Regions from separate parts of the Homo sapiens genome. Here regions 1 and 2 are each linked to region 3. The links are chromatin contacts, found by Hi-C or POLR2A ChIA-PET in ENCODE. All regions are on one chromosome and are shown on one strand. Each heading gives the region's core, a stretch centred on a gene start or an enhancer-like site at or near the end of the contact. The rest is flanking DNA. Distances are from core to core; before and after follow the strand shown. Region 1 overlaps MLXIP (MLX interacting protein). Region 2 holds the start of VPS37B (VPS37B subunit of ESCRT-I). Region 3 holds the start of CLIP1-AS1 (CLIP1 antisense RNA 1).

Evidence for each region. A loop is a pair of places that touch in the nucleus more often than their neighbours do. ChIA-PET counts read pairs that join two places held with the same protein, here RNA polymerase II (POLR2A). Pooled maps may share reads with other maps.
Region 1: a pooled map shows a loop between it and region 3 (3-fold over the local background). The contact joins the enhancer-like site here to the promoter of CLIP1-AS1 in region 3. A Hi-C loop is called at or near these places in 1 of 37 single-sample maps with no recorded cell type and 1 of 50 pooled maps. POLR2A ChIA-PET finds 5 or more read pairs at or near these places in 3 of 52 experiments (K562, activated naive CD8-positive, alpha-beta T cell and naive thymus-derived CD4-positive, alpha-beta T cell).
Region 2: a loop to region 3 is called in a map with no recorded cell type, with 3 times the contacts of the local background. The contact joins the promoter of VPS37B here to the promoter of CLIP1-AS1 in region 3. A Hi-C loop is called at or near these places in 1 of 37 single-sample maps with no recorded cell type and 2 of 50 pooled maps. POLR2A ChIA-PET finds 5 or more read pairs at or near these places in 1 of 52 experiments (Caco-2).

What each region holds. Positions count from the first base shown.
Region 1 is chr12:122,095,541-122,099,883 of GRCh38, reverse strand. The region is part of intron 1 of MLXIP (MLX interacting protein); the gene reads right to left. Among named protein-coding and RNA genes, the nearest start is that of MLXIP, 19 kb to the right of the region's middle. RefSeq lists enhancers at 617-1,270, 1,271-1,924, 2,676-3,176, 3,177-3,677 and a silencer at 1,779-1,938. Within about 2 kb of position 1,328, at least 32 of the 41 ENCODE cell types and tissues checked have a DNase peak (open chromatin) inside an H3K27ac peak, as active enhancers do.
Region 2 is chr12:122,894,244-122,899,087 of GRCh38, reverse strand. VPS37B (VPS37B subunit of ESCRT-I) reads left to right here and starts at 2,964. Exons shown (of 4, transcript NM_024667.3): 1 at 2,964-3,136. The coding sequence starts at 3,026. RefSeq lists a silencer at 2,821-2,970 and an enhancer at 3,151-3,300.
Region 3 is chr12:122,392,893-122,397,640 of GRCh38, reverse strand. It overlaps CLIP1-AS1 (CLIP1 antisense RNA 1), which reads right to left and starts at 2,099. Exons shown (of 3, transcript NR_045382.1): 1 at 1,976-2,099; 2 at 936-1,058. The region is part of intron 1 of CLIP1 (CAP-Gly domain containing linker protein 1); the gene reads left to right.

The DNA of each region.
Region 1 (4,343 bases), core at 79-2,578, 300 kb after region 3:
TACAAACACCTTTCCATGTGAGCCGCCTCCACCCTCCCACCCACCAAGGGAGTTCTCCTAATGCCCTAAACTCCTTCAGGGCTGGGATTTCCACAAATATATTTGGATATGAGGACTATTCCTCATATAGCCACACAAATAGGAAACCAAGGAGGCGCAGAGGTAGGACAATGCAACCTAAGTTGGCATCAGAAAGCCAAAGCCCTGAGGCTCTGCTCCTCCCCCTGAGGGAGTTCAGCAGAGGAACTGTTCTCTCTTGCTGGTTATTTGTAGCCTGAGGCATCATACACATGATAGGGACAGACATCAGACCAAAAAGGTCATTGGGGAAATCAGCCCGGGCTGCAGGGACAGCAGGTGGGGAACCTGACCACAGCAGGCGGTCTCATGTCTGGAACAGGCTAGGGCCAAGTGAGGCTGGGGCCACCAGTGCGCAGCACGATGCCTGGAAGGGCAATGCCCCCAGGGCATTACCAAGAGGCAAGGCTGGCTGCAACAGCTGGGGTCCAGGATGCCCGCTGGCTGCCAACAGCTGGGGTCCAGGATGCCCTCTGGACCAAGAGACAGCAATCTGCTTTGCAATAGTTTGGTTTTTGTGTTTGTTTGTTTTGGGGTTTTGTTTTGGTTTGTTTTGGTTTTTTTGGAGACATGGCCTTGCTCTGTTGCCTAGGCCAGCTGAAGTGCAGTGGCACGATCATGGTTCACTGCAGCCTCAAACTCCCCAGCTGACGCCATCCTCCTACTTCAGCCTCCCAAGTAGCTGGGGCCACGGGCACATGCCACCATGACTGGCTAATTTTTTAAATAATTTTTGTAGAAGATCTTGCTATGTTGCCCAGGCTGGTCTTACACTCCTGGGCTCAAGTGATCCTCCCGCCTTGACCTCCCAAAGTGCTGGGATTACAGGCGTGAGCCACCACGCCCAGCTGCTCTGCAGTAGTTAACTCACTGTCCTAAGACGCTGTTCCCGCTGCTCCTGCTGAGCAGGGAGGCAAAGGGAAGTGGTTTCTTCTCTGGAACCAGTGGTCCTCCTCCCAGCCCACCCCCAGGATCAGCAGCAGAGGTGGAAGAAGAGAAGCCAATTTCAGAGCACCGGAGCGACGCAAACCACACCAACTGGCACTTTATTCAAAACAATGATGGCTTTGTCAAGCACAGCCCAAGAGCCAGCTGAAAAACCTGCCCTTCCCTCCTAATTTCTACCCTCAAGTCCCCGTGACTTTGAGGCACCATGTTAAAAAGGAGGAAAAAAATTACACAGAAACCAACATCAGCCAACCCATGTGACCTGACAGAAGGCAGGCCAGCTGCCCTTCCAGGATGACACATTGCTGGAGCTGGCTGTTCTGCAGCCATGGGTCGCCTACTGGGCAGCTCAAGCTCCCAGGACACATTTAAGTCTCACTGATATATTTCCAGTGATCCCAGCCAACAAAGAACAAAGAACTGAAAGAGCGCTGCTGTGTCAATCTTCCAGTCGTCTGGGAGGGCAGCACACCCCAACCTCAATCTGAGTTGCTCAGCGGGGGTGGCTGCTCCCCATCTTTCCAAGAACCTAAAAGCTGCTGCCCCAGGGCCCTCTAGGACAGGGAACAGAAGGAAAATCTCTCTGTGGGGAAGAAGTGGGGGGCACCGGAAGAATAGATGACATTATTTCTCACACCACACCCTGCCCTGCTCGCTTCATCCCTATTTTACCAATCAGGGTCAGTCATCTCCAACACCCCACAAACACACCCATAGCTCCAAGGAGCCAGCAACAAGCACACAAACAAAGATAAGCAAACAAACTTATCAGGCGCAGCGCAGCTGGCTCCACACAGGCCCTGCCAGCTCCTCTGCAAATACAGTCTCTGGTAGGCTGCCCTGAGAAGGATCTGAAGGAGGCCGTGCATAGCACCAGTGAGCTTACCTACCTGCTGGCTCACAGTACTGTGAAAGGTCAAGGCCAAGGCCAGGCCAGAGCTGAGCTGCTAACTGGGTTCTTTGCTTCCCTATGGACAAAGCCTTCTGCCAAGGTTTCTTGTGGGGAGGGGGAACCCATGGATTCCAAAACTAAAGGGAAACAGAGACTGGCCCAATAGATAAGGGAGCAGCCTGGGAGAGTAGGGAGCTGGGAGCAGGCATTCCACCGGGCCAGGAAATGGAGCCCTCAGTAAGGAACTCTCAGCAAGAACACAGCAGGGGGATGGTGGGCAGTGTGGGGACACCGGCCTTCACACAGCTGGGCCTGAGCAATTTTAATTAATTAATTACTTTTTTTTTTTTTTAGAGGCAGGGTCTCACTCTGTCACCCAGGCGGGAGTGCAGTGATCATAGTTCAGCAGCCTCCAACTTCTGGTCTCAAGAGATCCTCCCGCCTCAGCCTCCTGAGCAGCTGGGACTACAGGTGTGAGCCACCACACCTGGCTAATTTTTTAGTTTTTGTAAAAATAGGGTCTCGTTATGTTGCCCAGGATGATATGGAACTCCTGGGTTCAAGTGATCCTCCCACGTCAGCCTCCCAAAGTGCTGTGATTACAGGCGTGAGCCACCAAACCTGGCCCTGGTTATGTTTTAAAATTAAGGCTGGGTGCAGTGGCTCACACCTGTAGTGAGGCCAGGGTGACAGGACTGCTTAAGCACAGGGGTTCAACGCTGCAGTGAGCTGTGATCACACCATTGCACTCCAGCCTGGGTGACAGAGCGAGACCCTGTCCGCCCAAAAAAAACACCCATAACCAAAGTCCTCATGCCTTCGGCCAAAAGCTCCTCTGCCGAGCACTCTTCTGACAATGCAAGTGTTAGGACAGACAGGCCCACGGAAGCACCACAAGCGAGCAGCTGAGAAGCAAGGCTGCCAAGCCAGACAGCGGCATCTCCGGACTCAATCTGACAAAAAATACTTAAATCATTTTTCAGAGCGTTGAGTCAGCTCTTCCTTCCATGTACCAAGTCATTCCCCAGTTTTGTAACTTGCAGGGACATGTACCCGCAGCATTCCAGTTCCACGTGAGAGCTCACGCCAGCTGGGGGGACTCACACCTGGAATCACAACTTTCACAGAGCCTTGCTCTCCCTACCTCAGGCACAACAAACAGCCAAGGGCAGGAGTCACCTCGGGGACACCGCGGTCACAGCCTCGGGGGTCTGTCAGCAGAGCACCACAAGGCATGCAAGCTGCGGCATCAGTCCTGCGGGCATGCTGCTGACTGTGCGTTCTACCCCTGCCCCACAGCAGGCTGCTGGACAAATGTGAAAGCGCAGGAGCTTCCACTCCCGGACTCAGAATAAACAGGCCACCGTTCAGCTCCGCGCCTGCTGACCACCATTCCCCTAGACACACCTGTCCTGGGAGGGTGGGACAGTGGGACAAGGAGGGGTGCCTAAAGTGGTGATAAGAATTGCTGCCATTTTTAGAGACTTGAAAGCTTCCCAGGGTAAAGGCTCCTATCAGGAAGGAGGAGGAAGCAGACATTTTCAGAGAAAGTAGCCAACCAGGGCTATGAAAACAGAGATGAATGGAACAGGGGCCTAGAAACATGGGAGGCGTTATCAAAAACACCAGCGAAATATTCTCGGTGATCAACAGAGAGAGAGAAAATAAATAGTAGTACATCCATACAATGAAATACTATCCAGCCACTAAGAAACACTGCAGAAGCCGGGTGTGGCGGTGCACACCTGTGGTCCCAGCTACTCGGGAGGCTGAGGCGGGACGATTGCTTGAGCCCAGGAGTTCAAGGCTGCAGTGAGCTATGATCACACATTTGCAGCCCAGCCTAGGCAACAAAGTGAGACCTATCTTTAAAAAATAAAAAATTGCAGATGGATATTTTGTGGCTTGGAGGGATGTTCACACTCTATTAAATGGAAAAAATACGTGGTGGCCCAAGCCTGTAGTCCCAGCTACTCGGGAGGCTGAGGGAGAAGAATCACTTGAACCAGGGAGGCGGAGGTTGCAGTGAGCTGAGATCGCGCCACTGCACTCCAGCCTGGCGACAGAGCGAGATTCTGTCTCAAAAAAAAATAATAATAAAAATAAAAATAAGGAAAATATATATATACTCACCATGCAAAAAATAAAAATAAAAAATAAGGTCTATAAGGATAAACACTAGAGAACTGACAAGTTATCTCTGGGTGTTGTAATTTTTATTTCTTTCTTTTAGCTTTACCTATATTTCTGATTTTCTATGATAATTTGAAATGCAACTTGAAAAGAAAAGGTTAACTTTAATTTTAAAATGTAAAAAAAAAACTATACTATGAACATAGAGAAATAACAATGAGTAAAATCTGGAAGGAGGCCTGAAAGATGTGGACAAATTCCAAAAAGTAAGGTCCTAAGCTTTAAAGAACTC
Region 2 (4,844 bases), core at 1,715-4,214, 500 kb before region 3:
TGTGTGTGTGTGTGTGTGTGTGTGTGTGTGTGTGTGTTTTAAGTATGCTTGCCAAACAATTCCCAATATTGTGTAACAGGAGACTCATTGCTCAGACGGCAACAATGCTCCCATTGAGAGTGAAGCTCTGGCACATGCATACATTGCCCTTGATTCACCAGAGCAAACTCTTAGTTAACCCACAAGCATTACAAGCAGATGTAGGTGCATAAAGAAACCCAAATATCAGCCAACCGATAAAAGGAAAAAGACATGCAAATCCATCCATGCATTAAATTGACAGGTTTGACACTGATGCAAGGAAGCTTTGACATTTTCTTTTCTTCTCTCAATCCCCTTTAAGAATGACAAGAAGTTTTTAGAGCAGCAGAAAACAAGATGATTTTGTGGTTTGCTCTGTTTAACAAAGGAAGTGGTGTATGACTCCAATAGGTTGGTGGCAGATAGCAAGTATGAGAATAGTTATAAAAGGACTGGGCAAGGGTGGCAAGTGAGCCGTGTTTAAACTTAGTACGTTTAGAGGTCACTGTATATAGGTATGCCATTCTGAAGCCAGTTTTGTTCCTGGGGTATGTTCTTGGTTAAATCACATCATCCCTCTAGATTCTGGAGAGCTCTGACCCCTACCTTATTCTCACCTTCTGTGGGGACTATGAGAAATTCCTGGACATCTTAAGCCTCATAGAGAGGATTTCCTGGAAATAGAGCTACTATTCTCAATTTGACAGGTCTATTCTTCTCCTGGAGGGAGAAGGAAAAAAGAAACGCCAGCTTCCTACATCTCCTTCCCACTTGTGTCCTTTCCTCCTTAGAGCCATCTTTCTTCACCAAGTATAACAAGTTAGAAGGAAGAAAATTACCGAGTGTCCTTTTGAGCTCAATAAAACCTTTAGCTTGGCCGGGTACGGTGGCTCATGCCTGTAATCCCAGCACTTTGGGAGGCCAAGGTGGGCGGATCACGAGGTCAGAAGATCAAGACCATCCTGGCTAACACGGTGAAACCCCGTCACTACTAAAAATACAAAAAATTAGCTGGGTGGGGTGGCGAGTGCCTGTAGTCCCAGCTACTCGGGAGGCTGAGGCAGGAGAATAGCGTGAACCTGGGAGGCAGAGCTTGCAGTGAGCTGAGATTACACCACTGCACTCCAGCCTGGGCGACAGAGCAAGGTTCCGTCTCAAAAAAAAAAAAAAACAAAACAAAACAAACAAAAAAAAACCTTTAGCTTACGGATTATATGAAACATTTCTTTTGGCCGGGCGGGGTGGCTCAGGTCTGCAATCCCAGCACTTTGGGAGGCTGAGGTGGGCGGATCACTTGAGGTCAGGAGTTCGAGACCAACCTGGCCAACATGGTGAAACCCCATTTCGACTAAAAACACAAAAATTAGCTTGGCGTGATGGCGCATGCCTGTAGTCCCAGCTACTTGGAAGGCTGAGGCAGGAGAATCGCTTGAACCCAGGAGGCGGAGATTGAGGTGAGCTGAGATCGCACCACTGCACTCCAGCCTGGACGACAGAGCAAGACTCTGTCTCAAAAAATAAAAAAAGCAATAGTTCCTCTAACTTTCATCATTTTTCTGCAAACACGAGCCCTTAGTACAACGGGCTGGAAGGAGAGAAGAGGTTGGCAGAGCCCAGCCTAACGTATGGATGGAGAACACAGACCTTATGTTTTACCCATGGAGTTGCAGAAGAATCAGCTTTATACACAAAGCCCCTAAGTCTGCCGATAAGCATTTGCTGAATGCCTCGACTGTGTTCAGAGCTGAGTTATGAGACGAGGTCAGTGTGTTATGATGCCAGCGTGGTGGACGCCAGACTGGGAGCCAGGAGACCTGCCAATTACTTGATTTTCAGAAACAAAGCAAAAGCCCAAAAAATTTCCCCTTCTCAGGGCTTCAGTTCCCTTATGTGTAAAATTAGGGGGCTGTCATGGTTAACCTCAGCCTTAGGTTTCTTCTAACTAGAACTGTGACAGATTCCAAAGTAGGATAATGAGTTCCCAGGCTCCTGGATCTTAAGAGGCTTCCCGGTAGCTGAGAGACTGAGAGCGACTGCACCCTAAATCGTGTTGTTTCTGAAAGAGCACAGGTTGGCCCACCTGGATGTCTGGGCACCTTCCTCTGAGGTGATGCAAAGGGGCCACTCAATGGGTCCTTGCTCAAAATGCTCCAGCCTTACTGGCCTTCTTCCCATTCCTGAATGCACCAAGTTAGTCCTGTCCCAGGGCCTTTGCACGTGCTGGTTTTGCTGCCTTGAGCTTCCTACAGGAATGGTGGCTGGTTCCTCCCTTCTCATCCTTCACATTTCCTTAGACGCCACCTTCTCCGAAAGTGCCATCTCTTACTACCCTAAAGGTCTTTTTATTTTCTTATTTCAGTGTCCATTCCCTTATTTGTGATCGCCTAATTATTTTACTTATTTCTTGTTTTGTTTGCGTCCTCTTTCATTCTGTTAGCTCCATGTAAGCAGGGGTCCGTTTTGCTTTATTCAGAACTGTATACTCAATGCCCAGTACAGAGTAGGTCTCAAAACATATTTGTTAAATGAATGACGTGGCAGCTCCACAATTCCAAGTAACCAATGACACCTAAAGTTGTTTCCCCATGAAGTCTCTGTCTTTTGGGTTCCGTGCATCGGGCTGGGCTCACAGGCTGCGGGAACTTCCTTCCCACTGCCTGTTTTCCTTGGATCGCGGTATCTCTCTTCCTGGAGGAAAAAGGCTCTTATGACCTCATGGCGCGCTCTCCCGAGCCGCAGTGACGTCATTAATGCGCTCACGCGTCACAGCCCAATCATAGGGCCCTTCCCCTCCCTTTAGAAGTCCCGACTGTCCCTGACACATTCCACTCCAAGCGAGCCGCGACACTTACGTCACGTCCGCCCGCCCGCGCGGTGATGACGTCACGACCCAGGGCTGGCGTCACGTGTCCCCCCCGCGGGGGGCGGCCCTTGAGGGCGGCGCTTCCGGTCGGCGGAGCCTGGTGGCCGCAGCGGCGGTGGCGACGACGGCCGAGACGTGGGGATGGCGGGCGCCGGGAGCGAAGCCCGGTTCGCCGGGCTGTCGCTGGTGCAGCTCAACGAGCTGCTGGAGGACGAGGGCCAGCTGACGGAGATGGTGCAGAAGATGGAGGAGGTGAGCCGAGCTGGGCTTAAGGCGGCGGCTGTGAGGCCTCGAGCGGGGTTCGCTCCTCGAACGGTGGCCGGAGGCGGAGGCGACCGCGGCGCCTCCGGTCGTGTTGAGGGGACTGGGCTAGAAATGGGGGCGCTTGGGGCGGGGTGCGGGAGCCAGGGAACCGCGACTGGTGCTTAGGCAGGAATAGGGGGCCTGAGAGGGGGTTTGAGGCACTGAGGGGACCGAGACTAGGGCGGAGGCGGGAAAAAGGGTCCTGAGACGGGGCTTGGGGAGCCGATTGGGGGTCCTGAGACAAGGTTTTGTGGGGCTGAGGACTTAAGGCTGGGTCTGAAGACTTAAGGCTGGGTCTGAAGTGGAGATTAGGGAGCCTGGAATGGGAATTTGGGGATTAGAGTGCTATCGTTGGGTCTAGGCGGAAGAGGACGGAACTGGGGGGATCTGAGATTGGTTTGGTCGGAGGAGCGGGGAGAGTAATAAGGGCTGAGTCGGAGGCGAGGATTAGGGGTGACTGAGGGGGACCAAGAGCTAGATCTGGTAGAGGTTGGGGGGTTTCCTTTGAGAGGAAAGGTTGGGGACAACCAGGGGGACTGAGGCAGCTATAGGGGATCAGAGTAGGTTTTGGGGGACTGAGTGGACTATCCAAATAGGACTCTTAGGAGAGGATTGAGGGTTCCAAGATGGGTTCGGGAGGCTGAGGGTCTGTAGCTGAGTCTATGAGGTGGTTCTGAGGCTCTTTAAGGGTTGGGCGAGGGTCCCCAGCCCAGGGTTTGGAGGCAGGAGTCCATGGTCATACCATAGCCAGGGTAAGGTTTGAAGGTTCCATGTATCTAAGGGGTCCCAATAATGCCCCTGGAGTCTGACTTCTTTTGAAGTGGCCCCAGCAGAGTTACGGGAGTTCGTGGATGGGCCTAAGGGTGGCGACAGGATACGTTTTTCTGTAAGGGTTGCCCCCTCCACCGAGGAAGGGAAGGTGGGAAATTTAGTGTGGCTGGCTTTGTACCACTGCGTCCCACGTGTCTGGGACTAAGGAAGGTTCCTGGAGCAGTTTCAGGAAGAAGTTAAAATGGGGGTTTGGGGCTGGCTGCCAACCCTCACCTCTGAGAGTCAAGCCTTGCCCAGCCCCTGGAAGGCATGTGCCAGCTCCTGTTTCTGGTTATCTTCCTTCACACCTTGAGGTGTGGTTTGCTCTCGGGTAACTGACTTCATCCTTGCAGATTTGCAGTGTGTGCTCCCTTTCTCTCAACCCATTTGGACTCATTCTCGGAAAGTCTGATCTTTTGGGTCTGGTTCTCCTCCAGGCAGGTGGGCCCAGGCTAATCCCAGCTCTTCCTGGCCCACCTACCACTCCTTTATGTCTCTGAAGTCTGAGCCTTCCCACGCCTACAGTGCTGAGCCTCTCACCCAGGAGCCCGTGTGGGGGCTTTTGGCTTTCTTTCCGAAGAGGGATTGTTCAGCACCAAGCCAGCCCCCTTAAAAGAGAGCTTGTATGGAGGTTGCACATTCAAAATCCCTGGAAAACCCTCAACAGATCATTGTCCGGAGCTACAGAGAGGCCACTGTAGTAAGATGGTATCAGTCTTTCCATTAATACACCCCTTGTATTCATGGGCTTTGTAACTTGACACATAATAACGTTGCTCCAAGATGCAGTGTACCCCGTTTATGGTCTCCATGTGGCACCTTCCATTTTGGAGAATAATAAGTGATA
Region 3 (4,748 bases), core at 850-3,349:
TACATATTTACTGATGGGAAAATGGGGAGAGGTGATTCAGGTGTCTAGACTTCTTTCTTCCTTTTTTTTTTTTTTTTTTTTTTTTTTGGAGATGGAGTCTGGCTCTGTCGCCCAGACTGGAGGGCAGTGGTGTGATCTTGGCTCACTGCAACCTCTGAGATTACAGGCGTGCACCACTATGCCCGGCTAATTTTTGTATTTTTTTGTAGAGAGAGGTTTTTGCCATGTTGCCCAGGCTGGTCTCAAACTCCTGACCTCAGATGATCCACCCACTTTGGTCTCCCAAAGTGCTGGGATTACAGGCATGAGCCACACGCCTGAACTCTTCCATCTTTTGATTCTGTTGTCTTCAGTACATGCTTTCGAGGTTGCTGGGCTTGTCTCCATCAAGCCATCAGAAGGGCAAAGAGCATGGGGGATTGTACACAGTAGGTTCCTCTGGGCTAGGCCTAGAGTGGCACATGCCTCACACACTTATTCCACTGGCTAGAACTCAGTCACGTGATCATACTGAACTGTAGCGGGAGCTGGGAAATATGGTGTGAATCCAGGAAGAAAAAGAGGCCAGGCACGGTGGCTTACGCCTGTAATCCCAGCACTTTGGGAGGCCAAGGTTGGTGGATCGCTTGCACCCAGGAGTTCAAGACCAGCCTAGGCAACATGGTAAAACCCCATCTCTACAAAAAAAAAAAAAAAAAAAAAAAAAATTTGCCGGGTGTGGTGGTGTCTGCCTGTAGTCCCAGCTACTTGGGAGGCTGAGGTGGAAGGATGGCTGGAGTCTGGGAGGTCAAGGCTGCCATGAGCCATGAGTGCATCACTGCAGTTCAACCTGGGCAACAGGGCAAGACTCTGCCTCAAAAAAAAAAAAATAAACAACAACAAAAAAGTCTTGGTGAACAGCTAGCCACCCTCTCCCCCTCTCCATATGTATTCACTTCCATCCTGGCTTGGCTGTACTGCACTCTTGTTTCTGTGGAGAAAGCAGCTCAGTAGAGTCTGTTTCTTCACTCTTTCGGTTGAAGCCGTTTTACTGTGGCTCAAAAGAATTTTTTTTCTGCCTGTGAAATTAATTATACCTGTTCATTAAATAAAATTTCTATAGACCCAAGAAAACACAGATAAAAATTACCAGTGATTCCATTGAGATAATTGTTCTGAGTCCCTGTTACAGTTCCCTTCAATTTCAGAATTTTTAAGCACTTAGAAATAATAAAATGTCACTAATTCTTACTCTGTGCTGGCTTGCAAACTTCAAAACTCTTAAGAGGGAGGAAACAACAGCCTGGCCATTTTGCCTTTTCCTCACAAAGATACACAGGGCTATTCCGGAGCTGTCCCGAGGCTTTATTCTTCTGGCATTTTCAAAATGACTTAGACATCTTAATCTCCACTTCTCCTTAGTAAACAGGGTAAATATTGGGGCTGGTGAACTCAATAGTTTATTAGGATGGCAAGGGTAACATTTTAAGTTTATGATTTATTTTCTACTCAGTTATCAGGATTCTTTTTTCTTTCCTTTTTCTTTTTTTTTTTTTGAGATGGAGTCTTGCTCTATCGCCAGGCAGGAGTGCAGTGGCACGATCTCGGCTCACTGCAACCTCCACCTCCCAGGTTCAAGAGATTCTCCTGCCTCAGTCTCCCAAGTAGCTGGGACTACACGCACGCACCACCATGCCCAGCTAATTTTTGTATTAGTAGAGACGGGGTTTCACCATGTTGGCCAGGGTTGTCTCTATCTCTTGACCTCATGATCAGCCTGCCTTGGCCTCCCAAAGTACTGCGATTACAGGCGTGAGCCACCACGCCTGGCGGGGATGCTTAAATGTAGCCCAATCCTCCAGTAAAGAATACTAAGAAAAAGTGTTTGGAACCGAACCAAAATAAAAACTTGCGTACCAGAAGTTTGCAGGTAATACAGATATGCGTACATGACTGGTGTTCAGCTATTTAGGTGGACTTGCTTGTCTCTGCTTACCTGTGTTGCTGATGCTGGTCAGCAGTGGAGAAAACTGAGATTAGATGCTGCTAATCTCAGATGGGAGGATAATTTCTTAGGAGGAAGGACATTTCTTGAGTCATCAGCTCCAGATTCCTTTAAAGTGGTGAGGCTTCAGCCCAGAGGGCGACTAACATGAGAATTCCTGTTTGTGAGGTCATTGTCATGACCTCATAGCCAGGCTGTTCAAAATGTTTGCCCAGCTTCTGGCAGGATATGAGCTGATGCCTGCCCCGATTCTACAGACACCATGAGGTACTATTTTCATATTCTAGATTTGTGTTGATTTTCTTCAACTTCTTATAGATAAAAAGTAAAGACATTGACACCAGGCCCTCTTTATTTTGCTGAAAGAGATCGTATAATGATGAGAAAATTATTGTGAGTATCCTCTGGCAGGACTTTTAAAGGCAGAAAACTCCACAGTTGAATAGAAAGTGTTTTTACTGTGTGTACGTGATTAGTCAGTAGCTCTATTTGCTACGGAATTTACTATCCATTTTTTCTGCAAATAAACATAAAGTTTTTTCTTCTGTGAAAAAGTAACAGTTTGAAATGATTAGACTAGGTTATCAGTGGCAGAAATTCTTTATGACCCAGAGGTCTCAATTCAGATGCATCACAATCGAGAAGTTGTCACCATCTGTTTTTGATTATTTTGCCTTGTGCTGTTTATACCTGTTTCAGTTGGAGTTGGAAGAAAAGGTGTTGGTTCGTACAGATATTCAGAAAGCTAGTCTCTGAGGGTTAATATTAACTTTTTAAAGGATTGTCCTTCTTTTTTTTTATTTTTGAGCCGGAGTCTCATGCTGTCGCCAGACTGGAGTGCAGTGATGCAATCTCGGCTCACTGCAACCTCCGCCTCCTGGGAGCTGGGATTACAGGCGCGCACCACCACACCCAGCTAATTTTTGTATTTTTAGTAGAGATGCGGTTCCACCATGTTGGCCAGGATGGTCTCGATCTCCTGATCTCGTGATCCGTCCACCTCGGCCTCCCAAAATGCTGGGATTACAGGCATGAGCCACTGTGCCTGGCCTAAAGGATTGTCCCTTTAAGTAAATAAAAACTTAGAAAACCCTGTGTTTCTGTATTCTGGGTGCAAACACTTGATAAATTGTCCCTTTCCATCTTTTTTTTTTTTTTTTTTTTTTTTGAGACAGCGTCTCACTGTGTTGCCCAGGCTGGAGTGCAGTGGCGAAATCTTGGCTCACTGCAACCTCCGCTTCCCGGCTTCAAACGATTCTCGTGCCTGAGCCTCCAGAGTAACTGGGATTATAGGCACGTGCCACCACGCCCAGCTGATTTTTTTGTATTTTTAGTAGAGACGGGGTTTCACCATGTTGGCCAGGCTGGTCTCAAACTCACCTCAAGTGATCCGCCCGCCTCAGTCTCCCAAAGTACTGGGATTACAGGCGTGAGCCACCACGCCCGGCCCCTTTTCATCTTTTATTTAAGTAATGCAGTACGTAAACAATGGAACTTTTTTCTAAGTTTGACTGTGAGTTTAAGTGGAGAGATGATGCACCACCTCCCAAATAATAATTTTCTTATTGCTTTGCACCCATAAAGCATGTCAGTGTCAGAGAGACATCACATCCTGTTTTTTGAAGTAGACTGTGCTTTTAAAAGCATTGCCCTGTGTGTTCTCTGTTTTTCCCCCTCCGAAACAGTCACATGTCCCTATTTTCTTAAATACATAAAACCTAGAATCTTTTTTTTTTTTTTTTTTGGAGACAGAATCTCACTCTGTCACCCAGGCTGGAGTGCAGTGGTCTGATCTCAGCTAACCACAACTTCTGCCTCCCAGGTTCAAGTGATTCTCCTGGCTTAGCCTGCTGAATAGCTGGGACTACTGGTGCGCACCACCACACCCGGCTAATTTTTGTAGTTTAGTAGAGATGGGGGTTTCACCTTGTTGTCCAGGCTGGTCTCGAACTACTGACCTCAGGTGATCTGTCTGCCTCAGCTTCCCAAAGTGCTGGGATTACAGGTGGGAGCCACCGTGCCCAGCCAAGATCTAGACTCTTAAAACACTTTCTTAGAGACTAAGAGCCCTTTATGGGTCCACTAGGTGTATGCCCTTTCAAATGTCTCTCTTTAACTGGGTTGTCTTTAAGATAGCTTTGTAGAAATGAGCCATCCTGTACACATAAGTTGTAAGAACTTGAAATTGCCAGTCTGGCTGGGCATGGTGGCACATGCCTGTAATCCCAGCACTCTGGGAGGCCGAGGCGGGCAGATCACTTGAGGTCAGGAAATCGAGACCCTCCTGGCCAATATGGTGAAACCTCGTCTCTACTAAAAATACAAAAAATTAGCTGGGCATGGTGGCACACGCCTGTAATCCCAACTACTTGGGAGGTTGAGGCAGGAGAATCCCTTGAACCCAGGAGGCAGAGGTTGCAGTAAGGCGAGATGCCACTGTACTCCAGCCTAGGTGACAGAGTGAGACTCCATCTAAAAAAAAAAAAAAAACAAGATTGCCAATCTGCAGTGAATTTTAGCCACAGGGACAATATATAACTTCTTTAGATCAAGTTTCATTATTAAAAACATTTCTGGCTGGGTGTGGTGGTTCACACCTGTAATCCCAGCACTTTGGGAGGCCGAGGTGGGTGGATCACTTGAGGTCAGGAGTTCAAGACCAGCCTGGCCAACATAGCGAAACCCTGTCTCTACTAAAAATACAAAAATTAGCCGGGGGTGGTGGTGTGTGCCTGTAGTCCCAGTTACTCGGGAGGCTGAGGCA